Linked DNA regions of Homo sapiens: all the other regions are linked to region 2. A link is an interaction called in ENCODE POLR2A ChIA-PET data of the cell type or tissue named here. Cell type or tissue: HepG2. All regions are shown on one strand. Links, peaks and the distances in the headings refer to the core of each region. The heading gives the core; the rest is flanking DNA.

The links. ChIA-PET counts read pairs that join two places held together with the same protein. Peaks named below come from ENCODE experiments on the same cell type or tissue, not always from the same donor. Only the 100,000 strongest peaks of a DNase experiment are listed, where the experiment ranks them.
Region 1: POLR2A ChIA-PET joins it to region 2 with 102 read pairs; 4 of 35 experiments call an interaction of 5 or more read pairs at or near these places.
Region 3: POLR2A ChIA-PET joins it to region 2 with 48 read pairs; 4 of 35 experiments call an interaction of 5 or more read pairs at or near these places.

Annotation. Positions count from the first base shown.
Region 1 is chr14:100,744,576-100,754,893 of GRCh38, reverse strand. No RefSeq gene overlaps it. Among named protein-coding and RNA genes, the nearest start is that of DLK1, 23 kb to the right of the region's middle. In HepG2, for the core only: no CTCF peak of the experiment used is centred there; DNase peaks (open chromatin) are centred at 3,713 and 4,493.
Region 2 is chr14:100,812,902-100,823,219 of GRCh38, reverse strand. It overlaps MIR2392 (microRNA 2392), which reads right to left and starts at 8,729; the gene lies at 8,646-8,729. RefSeq lists an enhancer at 7,559-8,059. In HepG2, for the core only: no CTCF peak of the experiment used is centred there; DNase peaks (open chromatin) are centred at 4,869, 5,759, 6,419 and 7,129.
Region 3 is chr14:100,757,583-100,767,900 of GRCh38, reverse strand. No RefSeq gene overlaps it. Among named protein-coding and RNA genes, the nearest start is that of DLK1, 36 kb to the right of the region's middle. In HepG2, for the core only: no CTCF peak of the experiment used is centred there; a DNase peak (open chromatin) is centred at 5,630.

The DNA.
Region 1 (10,318 bases), core at 729-5,728, 66 kb after region 2:
CCAGCCTTGTCTCAAACTCCTGGCCTCAGGTGATCCTCCCACCTCAGCCTCCTGAGGAGCTAGGATTACAGGCATGTACCACCACACCCAGCTGCTTTAATTATTTAAACATAGATTCCTTTAGACCTTTGAACATGTTTATAGTAAATTATTTTAAGTCATTGTCTACCAAGTCCAATATCTGAGCTTGCTCAGAGATAGCTTGTATGCACTGCTTCTTTTCTGTGTATGACCACATTTTTCTATTTATTTGTATGTTTCACCATGTTTTTGGAAACTAGAAGCTTTGGATAAATATTATAACAAATCTGAGTTCTGATTTGTCTCCCCTAGAGGCTATTGCTGCATTTATTTGTGTGTTTAGTGACTTGCCTGGATAAATTATTTAGAGCCGGTCTCCCCTCCAGTGTGCAAACATGGAAATCTTATTTGTTTGTTTGCTTAATTCCTGCCTTCATTTTAAACCTTTTCTATAGATTAAGCATAATCTGGGTAAGCATCCTTAATAGGCAGCCAATGATTGGTCAGAGGTTTTGCTTAAACACCTTCAGCCAGTAAGATTTCTGCCCTTTGGTGTGGTGAGGCACACACTCAGAGGGCAGGCAGTTTACAAGTGTGCCCACCTTCACTTGCTGTTTGTGCAGGGCCTCGTGGTCAGCCAGGAACAAACAGATAACTGGGCCCTCTCCACTCTCTCCTGCACATTCCTACACCTTGGGCAAGTGCACAGCATTCCAGATTCTTAGAAATGTGTCAGGTTTATCAAAGCCCCTATGGTTGTCTTATTTCCCAGCTCTTTCTTGTAAATTTTTGGCTGGTTGCTGCTTTCCCAAGTCAGTGTCACAGACTTAGGTAGCTGTGACATTGGCCTTCTTTGATTGTCTGCTATAGAGATGGCCTCTGTTTTGACAGTGTTTCTGGACATTGTGCTTTTCTATGGAGCTCCAAATTAGATCAGCCCCCTCTAGCAGCAGCAAGACTTCTGGGTTTATGGTTGCCACACCACAGAGTTCAGAGAGAGGTGGGTGGGAGCAGCCCTGTGTTGAAATGGCACAGACCCCGCCACTGTCAACAAAGGCTCAGCTGTTTTTATTAAATAAATGTCTTTCCATTTGTTATTTGTCTTTGGTTAATGTCCAGAGTTCCGAAATGGTTGTTTTTGGCAATTTTGTCCAATTTTATCATTGTTCTTATAGGGACAGGATTTGCTGTGGTCCTCCTTCCACCTTTCTCCCCATTTAACTTTAAGCTCCACTACTGCCAGTCACTTCAGGCTCCTCCTATCAAGAGACCAGTAGGCAAGGAAAGGGGTCACCATTCTGGCAGGAGAAATCAACCCTGATCATCAGAAAGAGATAGGGTTTCTATTACATTATGGAGCCAGGAAGGAACACATTTGGCACCCAGGTTATTTTCTGGGCATTTCTTGGCACAGTTTGGCCCAATTTGATCATAAGTGGGCAAGTGCCACAGTCATGACCAAAGCCAGTGCATGGTGACGAAGGTTTCAGACCCCTCAGAAATGAGGGTCTGAGTCACTCAACCCTATGAGCCGCCTAGATCATTACAGGTACTACAATGGGATGAGAAAAACCTGGAATGGGTGGTGGAGGTGGGAGACAATGAGCATCAGTCACGGCCTAAAGATCAGCTGCTGTGGTCGGGGCAGTCGGTTCATCCCAGCAATGCTCCTCTCGCAACTTGTCCCCAGGAAAAGAGGCCCATAGAATCCAGGAGGAGTCGCTCTCAGGAATTATCATATGAAATAAGGGGAGTCAAGTGGCATGAGGTGTGGACTGTAACCTGTGCTATTTGGGACTGAAGCATTAATTTCCCCAGCTGCTGGAATGGTTGGTGGCTGACAGCACTCAGCTGGGTCCACCTCTCCCTGGTGCCATGCCTTTGGCTGAAGAAAGCCTCACTGCCCACGGTCAAAGGCCCTCTCCTGTGGCAATCCATATCCAAAGATAGGTCAATATGGAGATACAAAGACTCCTCCCCAACCCCCACCCCAATGTGGGACAACTCTGAGAGGATGTCTAAAGCTCCATGGGGATTGTCTGAGACTTTGTCGCAACTGCAGAGCAATTAAACTCATCCCACCGCCCTTCTTGGTTCCTTCACCCCCACCCTCCTCGGGAGGTGTTGATCAGGAGAACATTTCTCAAAAAATCTCTTGTACATAAATTTCCACTCAGTGTATACTTCCAGGGGAACCCCACCTGCAACAATTGGTATCTCACTCTCTTGTTTCAATCATGCATAATTAAGCCCAGGCAACACAGCGATAACTCATCTCTACAAAAAATGTAAAAATTAGTCAGGCGTGGTGGCACACACTTGTTGTGCCAGCTACTTGGAGGTTGAGGCAAGAGGATCCCTTGAGGCCAGGAGTTTGAGACCAGCCCGGGCAACATAATTAGACCTCTGCCTCTACAAAAAAAAAAAATAGAAAGAAATTTTAAACATTAGCCAGGTATGGCGGCACACACCTGTAGTCCTAGCTACTCAGGAGGCTGAGACAAGATCACTTGAGCCCAGAAGTTTGAGGCTGCAGTAAGTTATGATCGTGCCACTGCGCTCTAGCCTGGACAACAGAATGAAGCCCTTTCTCAAAAAAAAAAAAAAAAAACCATAATTAAGCCCAACAATTAACATGAATGAATCCTCCTCCTCTATTTTTCTGGCAGCAGACAGGGAGAAAAGGGTGGCACACACAAAAAAGTCTAATTGACAGATGCTAAAATTGAGGGCAACTGTTTTATGAATAGGTAATTAAATCTTTTTGTATGCCAATGTCTCATCATTGTATACCAATGATGAAAAATGTTGCTTGCAGAAGAACTGCCACCTCTGGGATTTTTATAATAACTTCTGACAATTATATAGAATTTACAAGGCCTAAGCTGGAAACAACTTCAAATGAGGGACTGAGTCTGATGTGTCCGCAGTACCCACATTGGGCACTGCTCCTAGAAGAGGCTGGGACGCATTTCCTAAGTGAACGAAGGTGAAAACCCTTTCGCATGTGTCTTGTCGCACTGGTCTCTTCCAACACCCACTGCAATGGTGGGTTTGAGTCACATAGTAGTTGAGAGCCATGGCTTGGAAACTGTACAAGCCAGGACCCCATCAGCGGAGCCGAGCCACTCAGACAGAGAGGGAGAGAAAGGGATCCATTGCAGGGAGTTGACCTCACACAACTGTGGGGCCTGGCTAGGCAGTCTCTGTAAGTCTGTTGTCTTTGCATCCGAGGCTGGAGCTCGGAGAACAGAAGGCAGTGGGGAAGGCAAGAGAAATGTAAAGTGGGCAGATCGAGAGCGAGCCGGGGTCCATAGCAGAGCGGGCCCCACAAGGACAAGCACACCCGGCTCAATTCTTTTTGCCTCTAAAATTGGTATGAGTAGCCCACAGGATCCCAGGGCTTTCATCGCAGAGCGAAACACACATGCCTGGCCCAGGAGCCAGGGAAGCAGAAGGAGGATCCGGGGGTGTGGTGCAGCCATGGGCCCAGCCAGTCTCATGTCAATGAGGTGATCGGAATATCAGCAACCTCATAGGTGAGTTACACAACGGCTGTTCCTTCACCCTGCCTTCTCAGTCTCCCCGGAGTCAATACTGTGGCCCACTCTCACCAAAAATACACAGGAAAGGAAGTTCTGGGTAACATAACTCAGCCTCGCTAAGCTGATACATTACCCATACACCAAAGTCCACCTCTTGTCAACTTGACACCCAGGCCCCATCTCCTCTCCAAAGTATGAATGAGACTCACAAAGTCATCCTTCTGGATTACACAACTATCTTACAGCTACACATTACACAACAGCCCTGCCTATACCTACAAATACACTAACCTTTCCCCAGAAGAGGATAGAAAGTCCTTTTTTCCCCTTTGGACAAGGTTGATTCTTCTAGCTCACTCACACTGCCTGTTTTAAATTCTGCAGCCTAGATACTGAGATACGAAGCTAACTACTGGTTCCGCATCTTATGCTAGATGATGAGATAAGAAAAGAAAACAAAAAATACACATACATATAAACATATTCAAAATAAGGAAGAAAGACCCATGGTTATTACAGTCCTCATTTCTGCCACTGGTTACATCGTCCTAACAGGCATTGATAACTAACTCCTTCCAATGGCCATTTCATATTCCCTTTGGCTTTAGCGAGCATTCCAGCTACTCATGGTTTTTTGCTTTGTAGAGTGCCCCAAGCATTGATTCATGAAGACTTTGGGCCATTGGAGGTTCTGCCTGAATTGGGCTGGTAAAGATTTTCATTGGTTTTAATCACAGGGCAGGGGAGGAATAGAAAACACCCAAGGGTCTCCTGCAATTCATGGGTGCATTGGCAATCCAATCTCTCCTTGATCGGGATTGATCAGGATCAATCACCCCAGCCAGTACAGTGACCCCCCTTCTTCGCTTGTTGACTCAGCAGTATGAGGAGCTCAAAGTGACCGGATGGCAGTTTCAACATCCAGCTTTGCTATAGTTTGCATAGGGTTTGTTTGGCTCCATCAAGTCTCTTCTTGAAATTTGGCCCTGGGTGTTAGCCGTGGAGGCCTGGTGGGGGGGTGTTTTGCTCAGAGGAGCAGATCCCTCATGAACAGGCTCTTAGTTTCCACGGGAACTGGCGGTTGAAAAGAGCCTGGCACCCTCCTTCTTTTTTATTTTTTATTTTATTTTTCATTCTTTTGAGAGAGTGTCTTGCTCTGTTGCCCAGGCTGGGGTGCAGTGGCGTGATCACGGCTCACCTCACTGCTGCTTCAATCTCCCCAGCTCAGGCGATCCTCCTGCCTCAGCCTCCCAAGTAGCAGGAACCACAGGCACAGCTCCCATGCCTGGCTGAATTTTTTTTTTTTTTTTTTTTATAAAGACGAAGTTTCACCATGTTGCCCAGGCTGGTCTTAAAGTCCTGGGGTCAAGTGAACCTCCCACCTTGACCTCCCAAAGTGCTGGGATTATAGGCGTGAGCCACCACACCTGGCTGGCACCTTCCTTCTGCCTTACTTGCTGCTATGTGATCTCTGCATATGCTGGCTCCTCCTCACCTTCCACCAGGAGTGGAAGAACCATGAGGCCCTCATCAGATGCAGGTGCCAGCACCATGCTTCTATTTTTATTTATTTATTTTTTTTGAGGTGGAGTCTTGCTCTGTCTCCCAGGCTGGAGTGCAGTGGTGCAATCTCGGCTCACTGCAACCTCCGCCCCCCGGGTTCAAGTGATTCTCCTGCCTCTCAGCCTCCTGAGTAGCTGGGATTACAGGCACATGCCACCACGTCCAGCTAATTTTTGTATTTTTAGTAAAGGGAGGGTTTCGCCATGTTGGCCAGGCTGATCTCGAACTCCTGACCTCAGGTGATCCACCCACCTCAGCTTCCCAGAGTGTTGGGATTATAGGCTTGAGCCACCGTGCCTGGCCAGCACCATGCTTCTTGTATGGTGTGCAGAATTATGAGCCAAATAAATCTCTTGCTTTATAAATTATCCAGTCTCTCATAGTCCTCATGGGAATGCTAAATGGACTGAGACAAGCTCAAGGTAGTCATTGCTGTGTCAATGCCGAAAGGACTTGGTAGGCCCATGTGTGTACATTTTGGCAGAAGCATTGAGGGCAGGGAAGGCAAATTTCATCCAGAGTCAATATCTATTCCAGCGAGAACAAAGTGCTACCCCTTTCCATGATGAAGTGGCCCAGTGCAGTCGTCTGCCTCTAGGTGGCTGGCCGGTCCCTGGGAAGCGGACCATGGCAGGATTCAGTGCCGGTCTCTGCTGGTGGCCCATCGGGCTCTCAGCAGTGGCTGTAGATGATTGGCTTTGTGCAATGGAAGCAGACGTGGCTGAGAGTGTGCAACCTCCACTCCTTCCTGCTTTGCTCAGGAGCCTATATGACAAACCCAAGCATAGGCCAGAGAGGAGACTGCCATCCCCAAAACAGGTCATCCCATCCACCTGGTTAATAAAATCTTCCTCTGCTGAGATCACCCTTTGATGACTTTCACTGAACTTTCGCATGAGACACAAATATCTTCACACTCTATGCTGATTTGGAGAGGTCTATCCACTTACCCACTTCCTCAGACCTTCTTCTCACTGGTTTCTCAATTGTATTCCAATTCCAGTTCTCTAACCGCTTAGCCAAACCATTAGCCAGAGCCCACAAATCAATACAGACCCGTATCTCTGGCCAGCTCTCTTTTCCAACAAAATGAACAACCCAGATTCTGCGAATTGGTAGGATGTCCCCTCACCACAGGCCTTCAGGGCCATTTCAGAGCGGGGCCACCTGTTGCAGCTGTCTGCGCTGGGGTAGTATCTGTGTGTCACACAGAACCATCTATAAACCAGGATGGAAATGCCTTCCTCAGTGACCTGATCATGGGGACCTCCCCTGAGGCCATCAATACAGATTGATAGAGAGAAGGTGGCACAGCTGAGAATAGGGGCTGCAAGCTTCAGAGTATCAGAGTCACTTCTTCTTCTTTTTTTTTTTCCCCCTTTTTTGAGACAAAGTCTCACTCTGTCACCCAAGCTGGAGTGCAGTGGTGCTATCTCAGCTCACCGCAACCTCTGCCTTCCAGGTTCAAGTGATTCTCCTGCCGCAGCCTCCTGAGTAGCTGGGATTACAGGCGCCCACCACCACGCCCGGCTAATTCTTCTTTTAGTAGAGTTGGGGTTTCACCATGTTGCCCAGGCTGGTCTCGTACTCCTGACCTCAGATGATCCACCTACCTTGGCCTCCCAAAGTGCTGGGATTACAGGAGTGAGCCACCACGCAGGGCCTTGAGTTGCTTCTCACTCAACTTGCTTTTGCCTAAAGCATTTGCTCCAGCCTGAGCCTATACATTCGTTTCCATGCGACACAGGAGTACCACTGTGCACGACCAACCTTTTGGCTGTGTGGGTCTGACTGTACTTAGTCCACAGTGAGTGTCTCGGGTCACCTAGTAACTTGGCTGCCCATGGTCAAGAGCTCATTCTCAGCCGGACGCACTGGCTCATGTCTGTAATCCCAGCACTTTGGGAGGCCAAGATGGGGACATCACCTGAGGTCAGGAGTTCAAGACCAGCCTGGCCAACATGGTGAAACCTCATCCCTACTAAAAATACAAAAATTAGCCAGGCGTGGTGTTGGGAACCTGTAATCCCAGCTACTTGGAAGGCTGAGGTAGGAGAATTGCTTGAACCGGGGAGTTGGTTGCAGTGAGCTGTGATCACGCTACCGCACTCCAGCCTGGGAAACAGAGCAAGACTTTGTCTTAAAAAAAAAAAAAAAAAAAAAGAGTTCAATCTCTGTGGAAGCCCAGGAGCAAGTCAAAAGTGGTTTCTCAATGACACCCGAGCGGAGAGTGGTTCTCCACAAAGGAGGGCAGCACCTCACTCCAAAATGTGAATGGTCTGTGCTGTGATTCACCTGGGAGGGGGTGCCAAAAGCTCGGAACAACTCCCCAGGGAAGTGCCTCTGACACTGCAGACACCACTGGATCTGCTGGTTCATATGGCCCAAGAGGCAGAGCCACTGGCACGGCAGCCTGGATCTGCTGTGCAGCCTTCTCTTGTTCTGGGTCTCTCTCAAAATTGGCAGATTTTCACATCACTCAGTAAATGAGTCAGAATAGCACGCCCAAGCACAGTCATACCTCACTTAATCAAAGAGGTATGTTCTGAGAAACGCATCATTAGGCAATTGCGTTGTTGTGCAAACATCATAGAGTGTACTCACAGACACTTAAATGGTACAGCCTACTGCACACCGGAGCGAGGTGGTATGGTCTATTGCTCCTAGGCTACAGACCTGTACTGCATGTGACTGTACTGACCACTACAGGCAATTGTAACAAAATGTAAGTATCTGTGTATCTAAACATAGAAAAGGTACAGTAAAAATACAGTATAAAAAAATAAAAACTGGCCAGGCGGGGTGGCTTATGCCTGTAATCCCAGCACTTTGGGAGGCCGAGGCGGGTGGATCACCTGACGTCAGAAGTTTGAGACCAGCCTGGCCAACTTGGCGAAACCCCACCTCTATTAAAAATACAAAAATTAGCCAGGCCTGGTGGTACATGCCTGTAATCCCAGCTACTCGGGAGGCTGAGACAGGAGAATCACTTGAACCTGGGAGGTGGAGGTTGCAGTGAGCCAAGATCACGCCACTGCATTCCAGCCTGGGCAACAACAGAGCAAGACCCTGTCTCTAATTAAGTAAGTAAATAAATAAATAAATAAATAAATAAATAAATAAATTAAATTAAATTAAATAAAACCTGGTCCACCTGTCTAGAGCACTTACCATAAGTGGAGCTTGCAGCACTGGAAGTTGCTCTGGGTGAGTGAATGGGAAGGCCTAGGACATTCCTGCACACTACTGTAGACTTTATACACACTGAGCACTTAGGCCACACTAAATTTATTTTAAAATGCTTTTTTCCTTCAATAATAAATCAGCCTTAGCTTACTGTAACTCTTTAACTTTGTAAACATTTTAGTCACTTTTAACTTCTTGACTCTTTAGTACTAACACTTAGCTTGAAACACAAACATTGTATAGCTGTACAAAAATATTTCTTTCTTTATATCCTTATTCTATAAGCTTTTTTCTATTAAATTTTTTCTTACTTTTTAAACTTTTTTCTTAAAAACTAAAACCCAAACACACACATAAGCCTAGGACTACCCACGGTCGGGATCATCAGTATCACTGCCTTCCACCTCCGCAGCTTTTCCCTCTGGAAGATCCTCAGGGGCGGAAAGCATGGAGCTGCCATCTCCTGTGATAACCATGCCTTCTTCTGGATGCCTCCTGAAGGACCTGCCTGAGGATGTTTCACCGTTCACTTTGTTTTTTGTTTTTTGTTTTTTGTTTTGTTGTTGTTTTGTGTTTTTTTTTGAGATGGAATCTCGCTGTGTCACCCAGACTTGAGTGCAATGGTGTGATCTCGGCACACTGCAACCTCCACCTCCTGGGTTCAAGCGATCCTCCTGCCTCAGCCTCCCAAGTAGCTGGGACTACAGGTGCACGCCACCATGTCCAGCTAATTTTTTGTATTTTTAGTAGAGACGGGGTTTCACCGTGTTAGCCAGGCTGGTCTCGATCTCCTGACCTCATGATCTGCCCACCTTGGCCTCCCAAAGTGCTGGGATTACAGGATTGAGCCACTGTGCCTGGCCCCACTTTGTTTTTTTATAAGTAAAAGTAGTACACTCTAAACAGTTAAAAGTATAATAGAGCCGGGTGTGGTGCCTCATGCCTGTAATCCCAACACTTTGGGAGGCCAAGTTGAGAGGATCATGAGGTCAGGAGTTTGTGACCAGCTTGGCCAACATGATGAAACCCCGTCTTTACTAAAAACACAAAAAATTAGCTGGGCACAGTGGCGGTCACCTGTAATCCCAGCTACTGGAGAGGCTGAAGCAGGAGAATCGCTTGAACCTGGGAGGTGGAGGTTGCAGTGAGCCAAAATCGTGCCACTATACTCCAGCCTGGGTGACAGAGCAAGACTCAGTCTCGGGAAAAATAAATAAATAAAAATTGAAGTATAATAGAGTAAATGCATAAACCCATAACATAGTTATTTATTCTCATTATCAAGTATTTTGTACCGTCCATAGCTGCATGTGGTAGACTGATAGAACTGACGGTGCAGTAGGTTTGTTTACACAAACATCACACAAACATGCGAGTAATGCATTACAGCACCACCTCATTACAACAGCTATGATGTCACTAGGCAAGAGAACGTTTCAGCTCCATTCTAATCTTATGGGACCACCTTCATATGCACAGTCTGTGGCTGATGGAGACATCATCCTGCGATGCATGGCTATGTATATGCCGCCTCCGAAATCCAGAGAGCTGCACTGGAAGCTGTGTCTCTTTCATGCCGATAGGAGATACCAGATGAAGCAACTTTCCTTTCACCTTGGAAAGAATCTTTCAACATGCTCCAAAACTACTGGACTCCTAGAATTTTCCCTAAGCTGGGAAGTCCCCGAATTTTTGTGAGATTTATTTCCCACCCTCTGGCATGCAAGTGTCTTACCAATGCGTCCTGCTAACCAGGTCCAGTCGGCAGAATAACTTCAAAGAAATGAAGCAGTGTGATGCTCTCATAAAGGAAAGACAATCAAAGTTCCTGGGGAGTAGATTATGCCATAGAGTTGGAGAGATGGTTTGCCCCTCAGGTAGGATGGTGATGATGAGCTGCTGGCCTTACCAACAATACAACTGGGAAGCAAACTTATTTTGCTGCTCTTTACTAACAGGTATAGAGAAAAAGAGACACCCACCAACTCAACAGCTGCCTTCCC
Region 2 (10,318 bases), core at 2,941-7,940:
AAACAGACAAGGAAATCCAGGTTTGAGAAATGGAGCACTTTCTCTCTGTGCATGCTGAAACCCAACTCTCCTGAAATCCTGGAGGCGAGCCAGTGTCCCAGACGCATGGCTTAGCTTGCTGCCTTTTTTTTTTTTTTCTCAGATCTAACTCAAAGCACACATTTTTCTTCTTTTTTTAATTCATACTTGAGAACCCTCAAAAGCCATGTGAGCAGCCTCCTATCCACATGTACATACTTATGGGCAAGGGGACAAACCTCCTAAGAGCCAGCCAGGAAATGAAGACAAGGTCCTCCTATACCCATCTCCCAGGCATGGGCAAATATACTCTCTTCTCAAAAAGCATACTCTGAACTTTTACAAACAGCAAACCCCAAGTGCCTACCCCTCTAAGCCGACGTCCCAGTTTTCCCCGTACCCTTGAAATTTAGCATGCACCAGAGATCTCTTGAGTTCCTCTTCTGCACTCCCCCCAGGGGGCTGCCGGGATAGGGAGGCTGCTTTGACTTCTTCCTATATAAGCTGCCACTGCAGTCCCAATCCCCAGCTCTAGTGCCAGCCTCTGGCCCTTCAAGCCTCTGAACATCACTGAACCCCCTCCCATTCTGCCATAGACCTCAGCTCAAGTCAGAGAAGCAGTTGAGCGCATGGGCGGTCTTCCATGGGGCTGAGTTTTTCCTTCTCGTGGGACAAGGGGAAGCCTGTCATTGTCAAATACAATGTCTGCCTCCCATAAGAGGTGAGGCTTGACATCAAGTAGTCAAGGATTTGGAGGAAATGATCAAACACACCAGGCCTATCTTCTGGGATCTTGAAATTGACAGCAGCTCTTCTAGAAAACACACCGACCCCAGCTCCCAGTGCCGGGAACACTCTGCTCCCCTTAAAACCAGAGTTCTGGGCACAGCCCCAACCTTGCATGGAAGAGTTTGCCAAATTGTAGATACTAAAAGACAAATAAAGTTCAACGCCTTTCACAGACGGCCAAGGATGAAGTTTAATTCCAGGTAGACTGCTGGGTTTCAAGGCAGCGCATCTGTATATTTGAGTTAGCTAGACTTCCAGCCATTCCCCGTTGACTAACAGTAACCCAAGAGTAAATGTTCAACCACAGAGTTGCCCTTTTCCTCATCAGCCTCTGGAGGAGCGTGGTATGTGGACAGGCAGGGGACATTGCTCTTTGGGACTACTTTTTATAATAACTAGTGCCAATGAAAAAGAGCTGGAGGGTAATGCCCCCAAATGGTACCATTAGTTGTGCTGGATGGATAGATTCTGAGTGAATTTTCTTCTTCCTTTCTACTTTTATGAATTCCTTTACTGGCATGTATTCCTCTTATAGTGTGTGTGTGTTTGTGTGTTTTAATGCTGCAGTCCAAAGCCAGGCACAGTGGCACATGCCTATAGTCGTAGCTACTCAGAAGGCTGAAGCGGGGAGGATCACTTGAGCCTAGGAGTTCAAGGCCAGCCTGGGTGACATAATAAGACCCCAACTGTTAAAAAAAAAAATTCGTTTTAATGTAACGGTACAAGAAAAGTGACCATTTTAGCCTCTTCTTTATTGACCTCAATTTAAAAATCTTTTCCTGTTAAGTAAATAAAAATCAAGAGACCCAGGATTCATGTCCTGCATAGCATAAGTCCCCATTCCTGGACAGAGGCATTCATGCATGAGTGATAGCTGTGGGGTGGGCACAGAGGTGGGTGCCAGTGGCAGTCACCTAGCTGCGCCCAATCTTTGGAAGGACTCTCCTGAACCTGCCACAGAGGTGAACAAATTCCAAGCTGGTAAAAGCAAAAAAAGTGCACTTCAATGATTTCATTCCTACTGGGGGGACCTAGAGAAATCCATTTCCGAGAAGACCAAGCAGGCCAAGAACGGGGTCTTGGTGAAGCAGACCACTGCCATGGGTTGGATTTTAGAAGTCACATCCTGACACTAGGAAAAGACAGCCACATTGCCCACCCCACCCCCACCCGGGGCCCCCTGGCTTTGGGTGTGGGCCAGCCCCAGATTCAAGCAAGGGGTTTTCTTGGCCCCACTCCATGGAAATATTTCCTTCGGTGGAGCAAAGAACTGCTCCATTCAACTGCCTGCGGCTAGGGAGGGGGTGGCTTTTGCTGTGTTGACAGAGAACTGCAGAGGCCTGGGGAGGGGCCCCAGAGGAGAAACTGTGTTCCAGGTAGAACAGGACTGGAAAGTTTGCTCTTTTTTTCTTTTTTTTTAACTAAAAGATTGCTGACAGTTGAAAAACTCCCACCCCACCCAAGAGGCTCCTAGAGGAGGCATTTGTACTAGGTTTCAACAAGGACTAGAAACTTCTTAAGTCTTAATGTCAAAGGGAAGGGGGCCGAGGCTGGGCACACTTTCAATTTAAACATTGAGGGTCTGGATGGTTCCAGAGCACACAGTTGGCCTCCCTGAGCCAAGCCTGGTGATACCTCTGTCTCAGAGCTAACCCAGAAGCCACCAGCTCCTGGGGGAGCCAAGGGTGCGTAGGAGACGCACTGTGATTAGGGGCCCGTGCACATAGAGGCAGCGGTCAGAGGTTCCAGAGGGCACACAATCTTCCCTCGTTGAGCTTAAGTTTGCTGATGTCCATGTCGCAGCCCACGCCCAGAGGAGGGTACCAGCAAAGGTAGGAATCTCCTTGAACTTTCTTCAAAAAGCCCAAATCCATGTGACTCTTGCTTCGTAGAGCTGCTCAGAAGCTCATGAGGGCTCGGGGGAAAGTGACAATCCCTGGGAGATAGGATGATGAGTTCCACCTACCACGGCAGTCTACCACCACTGCCACCGCTGCCTGCCACCGCTGCCTACCACCACTGCCTACCACCACTGCTGCCACCACTGCCACTGCTGCCACCACTGCCACTGCTGCCTACCACCACTGCCTGCCACCGCTGCCTACCACTGCTGCCTGGCACCGCTGCCTACCACCACTGCCTACCACTGCTGCCTTCCACCGCTGCCTGGCACCACTGCCTACCACCGCTGCCCTCCACTGCTGCCTGCCACCGCTGCCTACCACTGCCTGCCACCACTGCCACCGCTGCCTATCACCGCTGCCTGCCACCACTGCTGCCACCGCTGCCTGCCACCGCTGCCTGCCACTGCTGCCCTCCACTGCTGCCACCACTGCTGCCTACCACTGCCTGCCACCAATGCCACCGCTGCCTATCACCGCTGCCTGCCACCACTGCCTACCGCATCAGTCTACTACCGCTGCCTGCCACCGCTGCCTGCCACCGCTGCCTGCCACCGCTGTCTGACGCTGAAAGGAGATGAGAATCAAACAGAGGGCAGCACATGGCAGTGCAGGGTGAGTGCCACTCCATGCAGTGGCCTGTGCTGCCCAGAGTCTACCGAGCCACACGTTGTGCACCTGGCGGGATGGCTGACCACCCCATAAACACAATGTCACAAATGCTGATTGCAGCCTTTCTTTCAAACCATTGAGTGCAGCTTGCAGGGTGACCGGCAGTCTTGCCTGGTGATTGAAGGTTTGGGCCCCAACATCAGACTGCAGGTGCTAGTCCACTTGCTACCTGTGTGGTCTTGGGTTGGTTGCTTAACCTCTCTGAACCTCATTGTCATGATCTGTACAATGGGGACAAAATACCTTCTTCAGTTGAGAAGATTAAATTGGGGAAAAATGTGTGCTGTACTTATGGCAGGCCCTAGCCATATGACATGGAGTGAGGATGAAGAGACCTTCTTGTCTTCCATGTAGTTTGCATTTATTTTGTAAGAAGAAAAATTTTATTTTGTAATTTCGTAAAAGTTAACCTGGCTGGGCACAGTGGCTCATGCCTGTAATCCCAGCACTTTGGGAGGCTGACGCGGGCAGATCACTTGAGATTAGGAGTTCGAGACCAGCTTGGTCAATGTAGTGAAACCCCGTCTCTACTAAAAATACGAAAATTAGCCAGGCATGGTGGCAGGTGACTGTAGTCCCAGCTAATCGGGAGGCTGAGGCAGGAGAATCACTTGAACCCAGGAGGCAGAGGTTGCAGTGAACCGAGATGGTGCCACTGCACTCCAGCCTGGGTGGCAGAGCGAGACTTCATCTCAAAAATAAATAAATAAATAAATAAATAAATAAATAAATAAATAAACAAACAAATAAATAAATAAAGTTTGGCCGGGCACGGTGGCTCACGTCTGTAATCCCAGCACTTTAGGAGGCCAAAGCAGGCGGATCACCTCAGGTCAGGAGTTCCAAACCAGCCTGACCAACATGGAGAAACCCCGTCTCTAATAAAAATACAAAATTAGCCAGGCATGGTGGCACATGCCTGTAATCCCAGCTACTCTGGAGGCTGAGGCAGGAGAATCGCTTGAACCTGGGAGGCGGAGGTTGCAGTAAGCCGAGATCGTGCCATTGCACTCCAGCCTGGGCAACAAGAGTGAAACTCCATCTCAAAAAAAAAAAATTTAAATTTAAATAGTTAATCCAATATATCAGCTAGGTCCATGAGCAAAGGCCTGTGCCATGGGTGCCCTGCTGCCCTTCCCTTCCCACAGATGTGGGACAGTCTGGGACAGACTTGAATGCTTCCTCTGAAATGCCTTCCAAAACAGCTGCGCCCCTCTGTGGTTTTGGGGATGGGCTCTGCCAGTCCCCATAATCGGTCAGAGGGAAAAGAGAAACAAGCATCCCCACTCCCAGCCTTTTGGCTGAGCCTCACTGGCCATCAGCAGCCTAGGCTGGCCACCCTAACACAGCCACCTGGCCCCTTGCCCTCCCTCCTTGTGGCCAACAAGGGCTGGGTAGGGTGCTCTCTTCCTACTTAGGACTTCCTGTCTCAGAGTGTGGGATCTGAGATGTCATTTACAAGCTCAGTGGGAAAACAAATATTCCAGATAAAAATATTCCCATGACACTTGGCCTGCCCCTGCCGTCTTTCCTGTGGCTCTCTTGTTCCTGGTTGGGGTGGGGACTCTGCAGCCTGGCATGGGACATTTGGCAGTGAGGAGGCCATGAGGCAAGGTGGGTGAGAACACAGGCTCCCAACTCAGACAGCCTGGCTTGAATTCTGATACCACCACTTGACTTTGGCTGGGATCCTTTCACCTCTCCTCAATTTCTCCACCTGTAAAATAGGGATAATAGTACCTACCCCCACCCCCCCACCCCCGGGTGTTGAGAAGGTTAAATGAGACAGTAGGTGCTCAGTAACCCAAATGGCATCCTCCCTCCTCCTGCAGAGAGCCCCCGCTGCCCCAAGGAGAGCAGGCCTCACAGTGCCACCCACTCCACAAGAATGCAGAGCTCAGAACCTTTACATCGGGCTCCTGTTTGCAGGAACGGCTCCAGGCCTGGCTGACAAGGGCTGTGAGCCTCTCTGGCCTCCACCACCAGCCTTTCCTGGGAATCCCAGGCCGGGGTAGTGGAAGATTCTCAGAGCAGCCGAGGCGCCCTCCACACCAGCCCTGGTGTGCACTTTCTACAGCCATCATGCCAACACGTCCTGCAGCCTTCGCCCACCCAGAGTTCATTTCCTCCCATTTGGGGTAACTTCACCACCCCAGGTCACTGGACAGGACCGAAGGTCACCAAAGGTCATCCCGGAACACCGCAGGTCACCTTGGCTCTCAGTGCTTCATCCAGAAACCTGAGTCTACCCCCCATACCCGTCTACCGAGCCGCCAGGGCTTATGTTGTGCAAACGCTGCGCCCTCTGAGACAGGGGCTCAAATGTTCAACATACCCTTTAGGTGTTTGCGGAAAGGATGAGCTCAAAGACGCCTGCCTCTAGGTAAACGGAGCTGCCCTTGCACATGTGATGATAAGGAAAAGCAAACGAAGGCTGCCTTTGAACGGCCTTTTTGCTCCACCAGCTCCCAACCTAAAGCTGCCTTTGCAGTCGTGAACTGTGGGGGGATGGGGGCGTGGAGGTGGTGGGGGAAGGACAGTGGCCACTAGCACCCTGGCCCTTTGAGAAGGGTCCTGCCCACTTCGCCCTGCCAGGCCTCGGTTTCCCCCCTGCAAAAACAGGAAAGTTGATATTCATGCCACAGGCTTGCTCTGAATACAGACTAAAACAGACTATTTTCTTTTTATTTATCTTTTTTTGGGACGAGATCTCACTTTGTTGCCCAGGCTGGAGTACAGTGGTGCAATCATGGTTCATTGCAGCCTCAAACTCCTGGGCTCAAGCAATCTTCCTGCCTCGGCACCCCAAGTAGCTGGGACTACAGGCGCTTCCCACTACATCAAGTTTTTTTGTTTGTTCGTTTGTTTTTTAAGAGACAGAGTCTCTCTATGTTGCCCAGGCTGGTCTGGAACTCTCAGATTCAAGAGATCCTCCTACCTCAACCTCCCAAAGTGCTGAGGTTACAGGCATGAGCCACCACTCCTGGCGACAGACTATTTTCTAAAAGCCTCACACGTTACCCAACTAAATAGGGATGTTGAGGGTCAAGGTCCAGGGCTGGGGAGGTGGAACTCTGGAGTAGGGAGCACAGGGAACATAGGCAGGGAGGCCAGGCCAGGCACACTCAGAAGAGGCTGCTTCAAAATACACCAGCAGAGCATTTGCACCTTTAGCCTGAGTTCTGGCAACTTTAAAAGACAATTCCAGATTGTCTTACTTATCCATTCATTCATTCCATTCAGGAAGTACTTCCTGGGTGCCTAGGGCTGGCATTATTTTACATGCCAATGGCTAGGGATAAAATGACAAGTGATGGGTCAAGCTCCCTGCCTCACTGAGCTCAGAGCCAACAAGGGAGCTGAGCTGCACACCTACTGTGTTCAGGCTGCACTCTGCATGCCTCTGCTTAGATGTTAGATGGCTAGCTTGCTCAGCCCAGGCCCTGAGAGTGAGTGAACGCTCTCCCTGGGAAGATGAAATGAGAAGTAAGACGCTGTCATTTAACCACAAGAGAGAGCCCGTGGAGGTTTGGGATGCCCAGGAAGAGCTGGCACCTCTCACTTCGGTGGGAGCATCAGGAATCTGGGCCCATATCCCCTCCCGAGAGTCTGGCCTTATGTACATTTCCCAGAAATTCTCACTGTTTATACTGAGGGGCCTCCCCGGAGCAGAAGTCATTCAAATCCTGTTTTCAGCTGTAAGTCACTTCCTGCCTAGCTTAGGGCACAGGCATCTCAGAGCATTGAATGTATGGCCACGTGGCCACCCCAGAGATCCAAGCAAAACTGTCTGGTTGCCCAGCCTCAGCTGTTCCTGAAAGGCTTGAGTGTGCAATCCCGGTCCCCTGCTTTGGAGTTACACAAAGGGCCCTCCCGTAAGCCCTGAACAGCAGGCATGACTCAGGCCCAGACTTAGGGCTGGTTTCCACAGCCCATACCGGGGCCCTAATTTGGAGAAATCTGAGTGGACCTAGGCTGAAGATCCCCCCTGAGGAGGTCAGGAAGTGGCCAGGGGACCTTATATAAGCTGACCTCTCCCACCAGGCTGGGCAGGAGGCTAGGGTGAGTGTAGGGGCAGGAGGTAGAGGGAGGAAGATGAGGGGAGAAGGTGAACGGGCTAAGGTCTCCAGCGCTCCCTGGTGAGACCTCTCCAACTCCCGTTTCGGTAACCGCTTCTCTGGCAGGGGTTTCCGCAGGCCTGCCATCCTGACCAAAGGGGAAGAGCACGTCCACCTGGAATGGGAAGGCTCCCTCCTGCCCATCCCAGGGCCACAGAAATGTGGACCTGGAAGGGGTAAGAAGGCAGGCGCTAGCTCCATCTCCCACATCCCAATCATAGCATCTCAAATTATACATGTAGCATCATGGGGCTTGTTTAGAACATAAGGTAGTACTTCCTGGAGGGAAAGGCTTGAAATAAGCAACCCCAAATGAACAAGGCAAAGATGTAACAAGGGCCTGGAACCTGGCAGCCATGCTGACTCTGCGTGTGCCATGTCCTCCCTGGTGAGTGATTGGGCCAGGAGAAATGGGGGTCCTAGGCCTATGGGTCAGACACCCCAATGAGAAACTATTTTGGCTCCAAGGAGCCCCTAGCCACACAGCTCCAGAAACCTGGGAGACGCAGGGCAGCCCACGGTCACTCCGGCTTCATCCCAAGTCCTTGTGTATTCTGTGAATTGGGAGCCTGAAGGCACAAGAACCATGGGAGGGTATGCGTTTGACCAGAAGGTAGGAAGGAAGCAGCTTAGCCTACAACCCTTCTGGGGCACCTCCTGGGCCACCCTCTGCTTTACAGCTTAGACCTCTGGGGAAGGGGGTTGGGCACTCGGCGGAAATCATCACTCATTTGCATAGTGAAGTCTATGCCGTACCTAGGTCCCAAATCCAGGGGAAGGCAATGCACGGCAGAAACGGGGTTTGAATGACTTCTAGGAGCCCTTTGTGCCAAGTCGAGATGGCCTCATCCCCACAGCCCACATTCCTGGCAGGCTGGGTCAGGGATCCCTGGGCCAGAGATCTGAGATCAGCCTGGCCAGCAAGCCCCCAAGTAAAAGTTTATGCTGAACAGAGCACAGAAGCCGAGCTGTGTTCCCTTAGGTCAAGATTTTCACACTTGAACTCACGTTCCCTTTAAATAAAGTGGAAACTCCCCATCTCTGCCACTCTACACCAAGATTCAAATCCCCCCAGCATGACCGTGTGCTGAGGCTGTGTTTGCTTTAGGCCCTCACCCCGCTCAGGCTAGTTCAGTTTTGTGACTATCTAGCACCTCTCACCCCCATCCTACAGCCTGGGGTGGCTCGGGAGCCACCTGGTCTGAGGAATGGCTGGATTGGGAGGGACCATATCAAAATATTCCTGCGGGACTACTGTTAGTTCCTTAAGATACCATTAGAAGGCCACCCCATCCCACGAAGCTTCTCTCATCAACTTTACACTATGTCTGCAGTCTAACTAGGTGTGACTTCTCGGTTGGCATTCTGGCAATATGTACCCAGCATTTCAATGCACACGAGTCTCAGCCCAGACATTCACTCCTAGAAATTGTCCCTGCAGAAATACTTGCACAGCGCAAAGAGACACAGAGCGACAAGGACATCCGGCACAGCGTTATCAGTCTGCAAACTGAGTACAGCATTTAGCATGCACTTAGTATGTGCCAGGCAGGGTTTGAAGAGCTTTTTATCCTTATTAATAGCTCATTTAATCTTCACCCAAGAGGTAGGTCCTTGACCATGCCCGCTTTACAGATGAGGAAACTGAGGCACAGATCTACCCAGCAAGAAGCAGGCCTGGCATCTGCGCCAGGAGGCATCACCCTGCTGAACTGGATTCACAATCCTTCCATCCCCTTTGCCTGCTGGGAGGGCAGGGACACTGGAAAGTTCAGGATGTTGAACTGAGTTCTTGGCCACACGGATAACAGAGAACCCCAAAGGAAGCTGGGGTGTCATCTGCGCACAACCTCCCGATTGGAAAGTTAGCATTCTCCCTTCAGTTGTGAGAAGGCTCATAAGCCCCCCCCAAAACACACACACACACTTGTCCCAGGTTAGGGGCATCACCGTATCCTAGCCGCTCTCTGGTGTACACGGCTCAATGCAGAAATCACAGTTCGAGGTGACTCTCCGCAGAGGAGCTGGGTCTTGCAGCCTCTCAGTTTCCCTAACTCGGGAGAAAGTCTTGTGGCAGCTTCCATTCAAACTCTTCATCAAACACCCAGGGGGAGCATGCCATTCCAGACCCACTGCCACAGGAATCATGGTGGGACACCGCAAATCACAGCACAAAGATCATCAACATCAACCCCACAGTGAGGGCCACAGGGTGCCTGTGCACTACCAACCATGGGACCTCGGGGCCACGGGGCAGCAATAGTGAATCCTGCTGAGCCACAGGAGAGCAGACTGGCAGGCCCCGGTGCACCGGCCGTGGCCCACCGCTGGCTTGAAATCACTGATAGGTGGTAAAAATAAATTTTAAGAGGAGTCCCGAACTAGTAGCACGGGGAACCCTAAAGAGCCCTGCTCTCCACTGGATGGAGAGCTGACTCTTCCCAGGTCCCAGGAGGCAACACCGACTTTGCTGAGTCCCAAGCCTATCATGGGCTTTCCCACCCAGCCTGGGGCAAGAAGTGGAATACGCTTAGCCCAGGCAGTGGATGGAAGCAAACTCCCCCAAGGAAGGTGGTATTAGTCTCCCTGGCCATTCCCAGTTGGAGTTGATTTGTTCCTTTAAGAAGGGGAAGGATTCTCGAGCACTGGAGTTTTCAGGTCCCCTCCCAGTCTTGAAAGTTTACATCCCCAAGTCCCCTTTTCATTTGCTCAAAGAGTACATGTGGCTGGCAAGAAGTGCTCGAGAGGCTTCAGGCAGTCTTGGAGTGGATTCTGCAGGTGCCAAGCCTCCTCAAGACCCAGAGATCCTAAAGCCCAGTC
Region 3 (10,318 bases), core at 3,711-8,710, 56 kb after region 2:
CCCTGCCTTTGCAGGGCACCCAATGCCATGCTCTTAAAGACTCGAGGGCATCTTGAGTGAGGTGCCCAGTTTTGCAGGTGACCTTGGGGAGTCACCATCAGTAGCAATAAAAGGTCCCATAAGAACAGTACTTTTTAGCTTACAACACACTTTCCCATCTGTCACATTTAAAAAATCTCGCCAAAACTCATGGAGCCTGTATCCTCTGTAAAAGGAGACAAAGGCACTATAGCCCTAGCCACAGGCTGAAGGGACCATGTGCCTGGGCGCTCTTGGTAAATCGGAACATGTTTGCCTTGCAGGGAACCAACAGCCGCGACCCGCTGCAGACCCCAGTGTGGAACTTCAGTGAGGGTCCTTGGGGTTGCAAGCGACAGAAACACAACTCAGACTAGCTGCAGATAGAAAGAGAATGTAAGAATTGAGAATTGTAACATAAAGGGGCTCAAACACTGTTTCTCTTTTCTCCTCTATTCTTCTCTCTCTTTCTATCCTTTCTCTGCCTCCTTTTTATCTCTGCTTCCCTCTTGGTTGACCTCATTTTCCCTCCTGCCCTAGATCCTTCCTCTAGGATCTCTGTGCTGAGAATGTACCACCAGTTTCACAGCGCCGATGGAAAGGGTGTGTTTCCTCTGTACATCCATATGCCAACATATGGGCATGGATTACTCCAGTTTAGGACACATGCCCACCCCTTGAGCCACCTCTGGTGGGGAGTGTTCTGTGATTGGCTAGACGAAGAGGAAGCAGAGGTCTGCGCTTGAGCCCTCCCAAGACCTCACCGAGTGGATCTCCAAAGCAAGGACGTTAGATTGTCCAAACAACACCCTGATGAGCGGATTTTCAACTCTTAGTACAGGGTCTGGCACATGAGAGGGTGCTCACGAGAGTTTGCTAATAAACAAATCAATGAATATAGAGTTGGATAAATGCTATTTTTATACAGTATACAGTGCTATTTTTAAAAAGAACATTCCTGCTTCTTTCCGCTCAGTTACACCTGGATGCGTAACTTTATGTGTGTTTTTGTGTGGCTTTGAGGCATCTTATTTTCCCAGCATTAAAACAAAGTTACCACCTTTACCACTGCAAACTTCATTCTTTCAGAACATGGCATACAAAGCCCATCAAAACTGATGACCAAAGCAGGGGATAGTGGTACGTGCCTGTAATCCCAGCTACTCAGGAGGCTGAGGTGGGAGGATCCCTTGAGCCCAGGAGTTCAAGACCAGCTTGGGCAACATAGCCAGACCCCCGTCTCTAAAAAAATTTTGATTACCAAAATGGTGATCTCATGACTGTTTTTCTAGGATTTCCTGGAAGTTACCCAAATGTATCTTAAGTCTCTATGCCAGATTCCAAGCTTGGGTTCTAACCCAATATCAGATGGACTGAGAAAGCTTCCGTTGATGTGCTTGATGCTGTGACACACTGCCCAGCTTCACGCTCACCACCCAGGATGGAGGCGCTCACTCCCAGATGCTAAGTGTGCAGTTGGCTTATAGCTTATAGCTCTCAGCTGAGTCTTCTCTGGGGGTTGCCCTCATCCTAACAGACTTGCCTCACCCAAGGTCATACCCCCTTGCCAGGGCGGTCCACGTATAATGACCAGTAGGTATGGGGGTCAAAAAACTCTGCACCCTTTCCCCCAGGGTGGCCGACTCTGGTGGGCCATCCCGTTCAGAGGCCCCGTGGGATTGACCAGGCCCTTGTTGTGATGGCCCCGCAACTCAGCTGCTTCTGCTCTATCCTCATTACTTTAGCACCTGTCCCAGCAGGTTGGTCCAAAGGACACTGCCTGCAAGTTTCATCTCGAAGACCAAATGCCAGGGAACCCAACCTGCAACAGATGGCACCAGGAGTGGTCCAGGGATCTCTGAAATGGGATTTTGGAGTTGGCTCAGTCACCAGATGGCTGGCAATGAGGACTCTATCATCAGCGATAGGGGAGCATTGATGGTCCGCGGTGTGGGGTAGAGGTGCAATGAAGACCAGCAGAAAGGAATGCACAGCTAACACAATGGATCAAGTATCTGAGGAGAACGAGGGAAATACTCATCACAGGGCTGTGGAGTTGGATGGCTGTTGCTGGGGGCAACTGCAGCATCGGAGAAAGACAATCAAAGACTGAGGGTGGTTAATCACCAATTAAAGGCCAATTACGATAACCAGAGGGTCTCCTTAGTACCATATAAATTAGAGACTCTCATCTCCTGCAGCTGGAGGGCAGAAAAGCTGAGGATCTGGCCCAGGACTTAATTCTAAGTATTACAGAGCTGGCAAAGAGGTTGGATTCCCAAAACCTAGGCAAATCTGACATATCTGGGTTAGGGCTGGGGCTGGAATCACCTGAAAGCTCACTCACTCAGATGCCTATTAGCACCTGCGCAGGGAAGGCAAGCGGCTGGGAGCTGGAAGAGCTGGTGCTCCTTGGACATCTGTCTCTATGTGGGTGTCTCTGTGGGTCTGTCCAAGGAGGAAGCTTCAGAGCAGCTGGATTTTCTACATGGTGGGCCCAGGATCCAAACCAAGTGTCCCAAGAGAGAGGGAGCAGAAGTGAGTGCAGCCTTTTTGACTGAACCATGCTCTATGAATGCAATGGTGAGGGCAAATCTTCCCACTGGGCAGAGCTTCAGGTGGGGCTCCCCGTGATCCACTTTGTATGAAAAGCATCCTGGCTCAAGGATGGCGCATATAGGATTCTTGACCAGTGAAGAATAGTTTGATTGACTTCTCAGAGACTAGAAAGAAAAGAGTGGCAGATCAGGGAGGGGGAGGTCTGTGGAAGAGGCAGGTGGGAGTGCTTTGAGAAAGGGTATCATGTGGCCAGAGGAAGGTCTATTCATGTGAATGCCCGCTGAGCACAATACAAAGGAAGAGGCAATGCAGACCTTAGGAGACAGAATGACTTGGCCAGCTGATGTCAGCCTGCCTCTGTCATCGGCCACCCCGTGCTGTGACCATAGCCGTGGGCCTGGCCACATGGCCTCCCATTGACGTAGGCTGCTACAGCCCCAGGAGCTCCTGAGGCTGAATGTCCCACCTGCCAGCAACAGAAACCAACAGTGAGCTCCCAGCAGCAGCAGAGCCTTTGAGCTTCATCCATATTTACAGCCTTTCCCCATGGCTTGCATTACCTGCTGAGCTCTGCCTCCTGTCAGATCAGTGATGGCATCAGATTCTCTTAGGAGCACAAACCCTATTGTGAGCTCCCAGAGCTCCCAGCAACAGCAGAGCCTACACTGCACCCTTCCACCCTGGAAAAGGCAGCCATTCATCATGACCAGAATTGACACATACCCAGGGGACTAGTCAGTTCTCTAGAGAAACAGAACCAATAGGACAAGTATATACGGTTCATCCTTGAACAGCAAGGGGCTGAACTGCATGGGTCCGCTTTTGGGTTTTGGGGGTTTTTGTTGTTGTTGTTTTTAGAGACAGGGTCTCCCTCTATCACCCAGGCTGGAGTGCAGTGGCACCATCACAGCTCACAGCAGCCTCAAACTCCTGGACTCAAGCAATCCTCCCACCTCAGTCTGCTGAGTAGCTGGGACTACAGGTGCATGCAACCACACCCAGCTAATTATTGTTATTATTATTATTATTTTGTAGAAATGAGATCTTGCTGTGTTGCCCAGGCTGGTCTCAAAATCCTGGCCTCAAGCAATCCTCTCACTTCGGACTCCCAAAGCATTAGAATTCCAGGGTGAGCCACCACACCCAGCCCAAGGGTTCACTCCTATGAAGATTTTCTCCTGCCTCTGCCCTCTCTGAGACAGCAAGACCAATCCCACCTCTTCCTCCTCCTCCTCAGCCTACCCAACATGAAGATGAAAATGAAGATCCTGATGACCACTTCCACTTAACGAATAGTAAATATATTTTCTCTTTCTTATGATTTTTCTTAGTAACATTTTCTTTGCTCTAGCTTACTTTATTGTAAGAATACAGTATATAATACATATAACATACAAAGTATGTGATAATTGTGTTATCAGGAAGGCTGCCCATCAACAGTATGTTGTTTATTGGTAATTAAGTTTTGGGGGGAGTCAAAAGTTACTAGTGGATTTTCTACCACACGGAGGGGTGGGGTCGGTGTACCAAACCCCCATGTTATTCAAGGGCCAACTGTATAGACAGAGAGATTTAGTATATGGAATTGGCTCATGTGCTCAGGAGGCTGACAGCCTGGAGTCCCAGGAGAGCTGCCGGTGCAGATGGAGTCTGAAGGCAGCCTTCTGGAGCAGGAGTGAGAGCGGCGGGCAGGTGAGCAAGCTTTTCCCCATGGCTTGCATTACCTGCTGAGCTCTGCCTCCTGTCAGATCAGCGATGGCATCAGATTCTCTTAGGAGCACAAACCCTACTGTGAACTGCGCATGGGAGGGATCTAGGTTGAGCGCTGCTTATGAGAATCTAATGCCTGATGATCTGTCACTGTCTCCCATCACCCCCAGATGGGACTGTCTAGCTGCAGGAAAACAAGCTCAGGGCTCCCACTGATTCTACATTATGGTGAGTTGTATAATTAGTTCATTGTATATTACAATGTAATAATAACAAAAATAAAGTGCACAATAAATGTAATGAGATTGAATCATCCCCAAACCATCCCCCAACCCTGGTCCATGGAAAAATTGTCTTCCACGAAACCGGTCCCTGGTGCCAAAAAGTCTAGGGACCGCTGTTCTGGAGGATTCCCCTTGCTCAGGCTCGCCCTACTCAAGCCTTCACCTATAGGATGCCACTCACCGCATTGCGGAAGGCAATCCGCTGTACCCAAGGCCCCTGGCTGGAATGTTAACCTCTTCCAAGCTGACACATAAAATTCCCCATCACATCCAGGAAGTGGTTTGCTTTTCCTGGCCAGAAAGTCACAGAGAGCTCCCACCTCACCCTCAACCCCGTCCCCCCACCCACCTCACCCCATCTGAAGATTTACAGTGCTTGATCCACCAATATGGACTCCCACATAAAATCACAGCAAAAGAGGTGTGACCATGTGCACATAACCACAGGACACACCATCAGTTACAGACCCTGCCATCCAAATGCTGTGGACTGATAGGAAGCAGAATGGTTTGTTTTAGGCAAAGCTGAGATGCCAGTCTGAAGATGAGCCCATGTCCTCCAAGGTGCAAATTCCCTAAATGAATGGCCATGATATGGTGTTCTGCCCCTGGTAGATCAAATAGAAATGTTAACCTGTATACCTATATAGGTCCAGGAACGAAGGGGCAGAAGCAGGAATGGCCCTGCTTGTAATAATCCCTCCTACAACCTATTTGAAGAGTTTGTTATTCTTATTCCTGCAACTCAAAGCCCTGTGATCAGGGAGGTCCTGGTTCTCAAAGGGGAAATTCTTCTGCCAGGGAACACAGAAATAGTCTCATTAAACTTTATTTTTACAGCTTCATTGCATCATAAAGTTCACCCATTTTAAGTATGCAAGTCAATGATTTTCAATAAATTTGCTGTGTTTTACAACCATCCTTGTAATCCAGATTTAGAACCTTTCCATCACCTCAAGAAGATCCCTCAGCCCCATTTACAGTTAATCTTCATTCAACCCCCAGCCGGAGGCAAATGCCTATGTACTTTCCGTCTGTCTCTATTTGCTCTTTCTGGACATTTCATACACATTGCATCATACAGTATGTGGTCTTCGGAGGTTCCTCCATGTTGTAGCCTGCATCAGCACTTCCTCCCTTTCTCTTGATGAAGAGTATTCCATTGGATGGATAGACCACATTTCGTTTGTCAGTTCACCAGTTGACGGACATTTGAGTTATTTCTACCTTTTTTTTTTTTTTTGGCTATTAGAAATTAAGCTACCATGAACATTTACATGCAAGTTTTGTGTGAACTTATGTTTTCATTTCTCTCGAGTAGCTATTTTGGAGAGGAACAGTTGGGTCGTTTAGCAAATTTATGTTTAACTTTTTTTTGCATAGATTCAGGGGGTATTGAGTGCAGTTTTGGTCCATGGATATATTGCGCAGTGGTGAAGACTGGGCTTTTCATGTACACGTAGCCCAAATATTGAATATTGTACCCAATAGGTAAATGTTTAACTTTTAAAGAAAAAGCCAAAACACTTTCCCAAGTAGCTGTACTGTTTTACATTTCCTCCAGCCATGTATGAGAAAGCCCATTTCCACACACTCTAACTAGCATTTATTATTGTCTGCCTATTTAATTATAGCCATTCTAGTGTGTATGAAGTGGTATCTCATTGTGACTCACATTTGCATTTCCCTCATGACTAATGGTGTTGAGCATCTCTTCAAGCGCTTATTAGTCATTTGTTTATTTTTTTGGTGAAATATCTATTAAAATCCTTTCCCCATTTTTTAATTGGATGTTTGTCTTCTTGTTGAGTTATCTGTATGTTCTCGACACAAGTCCTTTATCAAATATACGATTTACAAATATTTTTCAGTCTATGGCTTGTCTTTTCATTTTCCTAATGATGTCTTTTGAATTGCAAACATTTTATTATTTTGGTGAAGACCGATTCATCAATTTTTTACTTTATACAGTATGCTTTTAATGTTGAATCTGAGAAAGCTTTGTTAACCCAAGCTTATAATGATTTTCTGCTGTGTGTTCCTCTGGAAGTTTTATAGGCCTGGTGTGGTTGCTCACGCCTGTAATCCCAGCACTTTGGTAAGCCGATGAAGGGGGATTACTTGAGCCCAGGAGTTCAAGACCAGCCTGGGCAGCATAGTGAGATCCTGTCTCTACAAAAAATTTAAAAATGGCTGGGCACAGTGGCTCACGCCTGTAATCCCAACACTTTGGGAAGCCGAGGTGGACAGATCACTTGAGGTCAGGAGTTCGAGACTAGCCTGACCAACATGGAGAAACCCCGTCTCTGCTAAAAATACAAAATTAGCCGGACGTGGTGGCCCATGCCTGTAATCCCAGCTACCCGGGAGGCTGAGGCAGGAGAATCACTTGAACTGGGGAAGCAGAGGTTGCAGTGAGCCGAGATCGTGCCATTGCACTCCAGCCTGGGCAACAAGAGCGAAACTCCACCTAAAAAAAAAAAAAAAATTAAAAAATTAGCTGGGCATAGTGGCACATACCTGTGGTCCCAGCTACTCAGGAGGCTGAGGTGGGAGGATCACTTCAGTCCAGGATGTTGAGGCTGCAGTGAGCCGTGTTCATGCCACTGTGCTCCAGCTTGGGTGACAGAGTGACACCCTGTCTCAAAAACATTAAAATTAAAAGGAAAGTTTTATAGTGTAAGCACTTATATTTAGGCCTACAGTCGTTTTGGGCGATTTCTTTTGTGAATGGTATGAAGTTTGCCTTTCTGCATGTGGATAGTCAGCTGTCCCAGCACCATTTGTTAAAAACCTAGCCTTTCCCATTGAAAGACATTGACACCTTTATCAAAACTCAATTGACCGTAAATGTAACAGCTTCTCACTGGACTCTCAGCTTTGTTTCATTTATCTACGCAGCATGCCCACTCTTACACCAGGTAACGCTGCCTCCGTTACCAAAGCTGTAAAATGCATTTTGGAAGTGGGAAATGAAAGCCCTCTTGTTTTGTTTTGTTTTTTTAAAATTGTTTTTGCTATTCTGGGTCTTTTCATTTCCATATAAATTTTAAAATCAGCTTGTCAATTTCTGTGAAAAAGCCTTCTGGGATTTTGATAGGGATTGTGTTGACTCTACAGATCAATTTGGGGAGAATTGCCATCTTAACAGTATTGATTCTTCTAATTCATGAATATGAAACGCCTCCATTTATTTAGATATTCTTTCATTTCCCTTGGCAATGTTTTATAGTTTTCAGTGTACAAATCTTACACTTCTTTTATTAAATTTATTCCTAAGGCTTTTATTCTTTGTGATGCTGTTGAATGGAGTCACTTTCTCAATTTCATTTCCAGATTAGCAATTGTTCATTGCTAATATAAAGAAATGCAGTTGATTTTTGTATATTGATCTTGTGTCCTTGCTGAGTTTCTTTATTTATTGTCATAGTATTTTTGTGAATTCCTTAGGATTTTCTCCATACAAGATCATGTCATCTAAATAAAGACAGTTTCCTTTCCAATCTGGATGTCTTTATTTATTACATCTGACTGCACTGTCTAAAACCTCCGGTGCAACATTAAATAGAAGGCGCAAGAGTGAAAATCTTTGCCTTGCAACTCCTGTTAAGGAGAAAGCATTTAGTCTGTCACCATTAAGTCTGACGTTAGGTATAGGATTTTTATAGCCTCTCTTTATCAGGTTAATAAAGTTCCCATCTATTCCAGGTTTGCTGGGAGGGTTTTTTTTTTTTTCTTTTTTAATTGTGAATACTCGCTGAATTTTGTCAAATGAGTTTTTCTCTGTCTATTGAGATGGTCTTGTGGGTTTTGCTCCTTATTGTATTAACACAGTGCATTACATGAATTGATTTTTGGATGTTAATCCAGCCTTTTATTTTTCAGACAAATTCCATTTGGTCATGATATGTAATCCTGTTTCTATAGTGGTGAATTCACTTTGATATTTCATTGAGGGTTTTTTTTCCTCTATATTCATGAGGGGATTGGTCTGTAATATTATTTTTTTGTGATGTCTTTGTCTAGCTTTGGGACCAGGGTAATACCAGCCTCAAAGAAGGACAAAAATATCCCTTTGTCCTCTATCTTTGGGAAGAGTTTGTGGAATAGTGACATTAATTCTTCTTTTTTTTAACTTCTTTTTTCATTTTTTGAGACAGAGTCTCGCTCTTTTGCCCAGGCTGGAGTGCAGTGGCGCCATCTCGGCTCACTGCAAGCTCCTCCTCGCGGGTTCAAGGAATCCTCCTGCCTCATCCTCCTGAGTAGCTGGGATTACAGGCATGCACCACCATGCCCAGCTAACTTTTGTATTTTTAGTACAGACGGGGTTTCACTATGTTGGTGAGGCTGGTCTCAAACTCCTGACCTCGTGATCTGCCCACCTTGGCCTCCCAAAGTGCTGGGATTACAGGCGTGAGCCACCACGCCTGACCTGACATTATTTCTTCTTTAAACATTTGGTAGAATTCATTAGTGAGGCTCCCTAGGCTCAGGCTTTCCTTTGTGGACAGACTTTTAAAAGTATCAATTTTTTGGCTTGTTCTAAGTATATTCAGATTTTCTACTTCTTCTAGAGTGAATTTTGGGGATTTGTGTTTTGCTAGAAGTTTATCCATTTACTCAATTGCCTAATTTGTTGGGGTAAAGTTGTCCACAGTATTCTGTTATAATTTTTTATGAATTCTATGGGGTCAGAGGTTATGTCTCTCTTTCATTACTGATTTTGGTTATCTGAGCAGTCTCCCGCTTTTCTTGATCACGTTAGCTAAAGGGTTTTTTTTTAATTTTGTTGATCTTTTCCAAAAAACATACTTTTGGTTTCTTTGGTTTTCTCTGTGGTCTATCCCTTTTCTACAAACTTGCTTTCCATTCTCATCTTTATTTCCTTCATTCTGCTTGCCTTGGATTTAGTGTGTTCTTTCTTACATAAATTGGTAAGGTGAAAGGTTAGACTGCTGATTTGAGATCCTCCTTCTTTCCTAACATAGACTGTGTATTCTCTTTTAAGCACTCCATTAGCCGAATCAAGAAATGTTGACATGTCATGTTTTTGTTCTCATTCAGTTCAAAATACTTTGGATTCCCTAAATTTCTTTCTGTTGTTGTTTTCTCATTTAATTCCGTTGTGATTAAAGCACATACTTTTTATGATTTCATCTTTTTTAATTTGCTGAGACATGTTTTGTGACCTAGACTTTGGTCCACCCTGGAGAATGTATCATGTACCCTTGGAAAGAGTGGCTGTTCTGCTGCTGCTGAGTGGAGTGTTCTATAGAGATTGGTTTGGGGAAGTTGATTGATAGGGTGGTTCAAGGCTTCTATAACCTTACTAATTTTCTGTATACCTGCCCTATTAACAAAATACCTTAGACAGGGTAATTTATAAACAATAGAAATTTGTTTCTCACAGTTTTGGAGGCTGGGAAGTCCAAGATTACGGAGCCACAGATTTGGTGTCTGTCAAGGGCCTGTTCCATAGGTGGCATCCTCTCCGGTGGGCTGGAGGATCCTCACATGGCCAAAGGGGCAGCCTCTTTTTCATAAGGTCACTAATCCCATTCCTAACAGCTCCACTCCCATGATTTAATCACCGCCTACAGGATCCACCTCTTAATATCCCATTGGCAATTAAGTTTGGGTTTTTTTTTTTTTGGTTTTTTTTTTTTTTGAGATGGAGTCTCGCTCTGTCGCCCAGGCTGGAGTGCAGCGGCGAAATCTCGGCTCACTGCAGGCTCCACCTCCCGGGT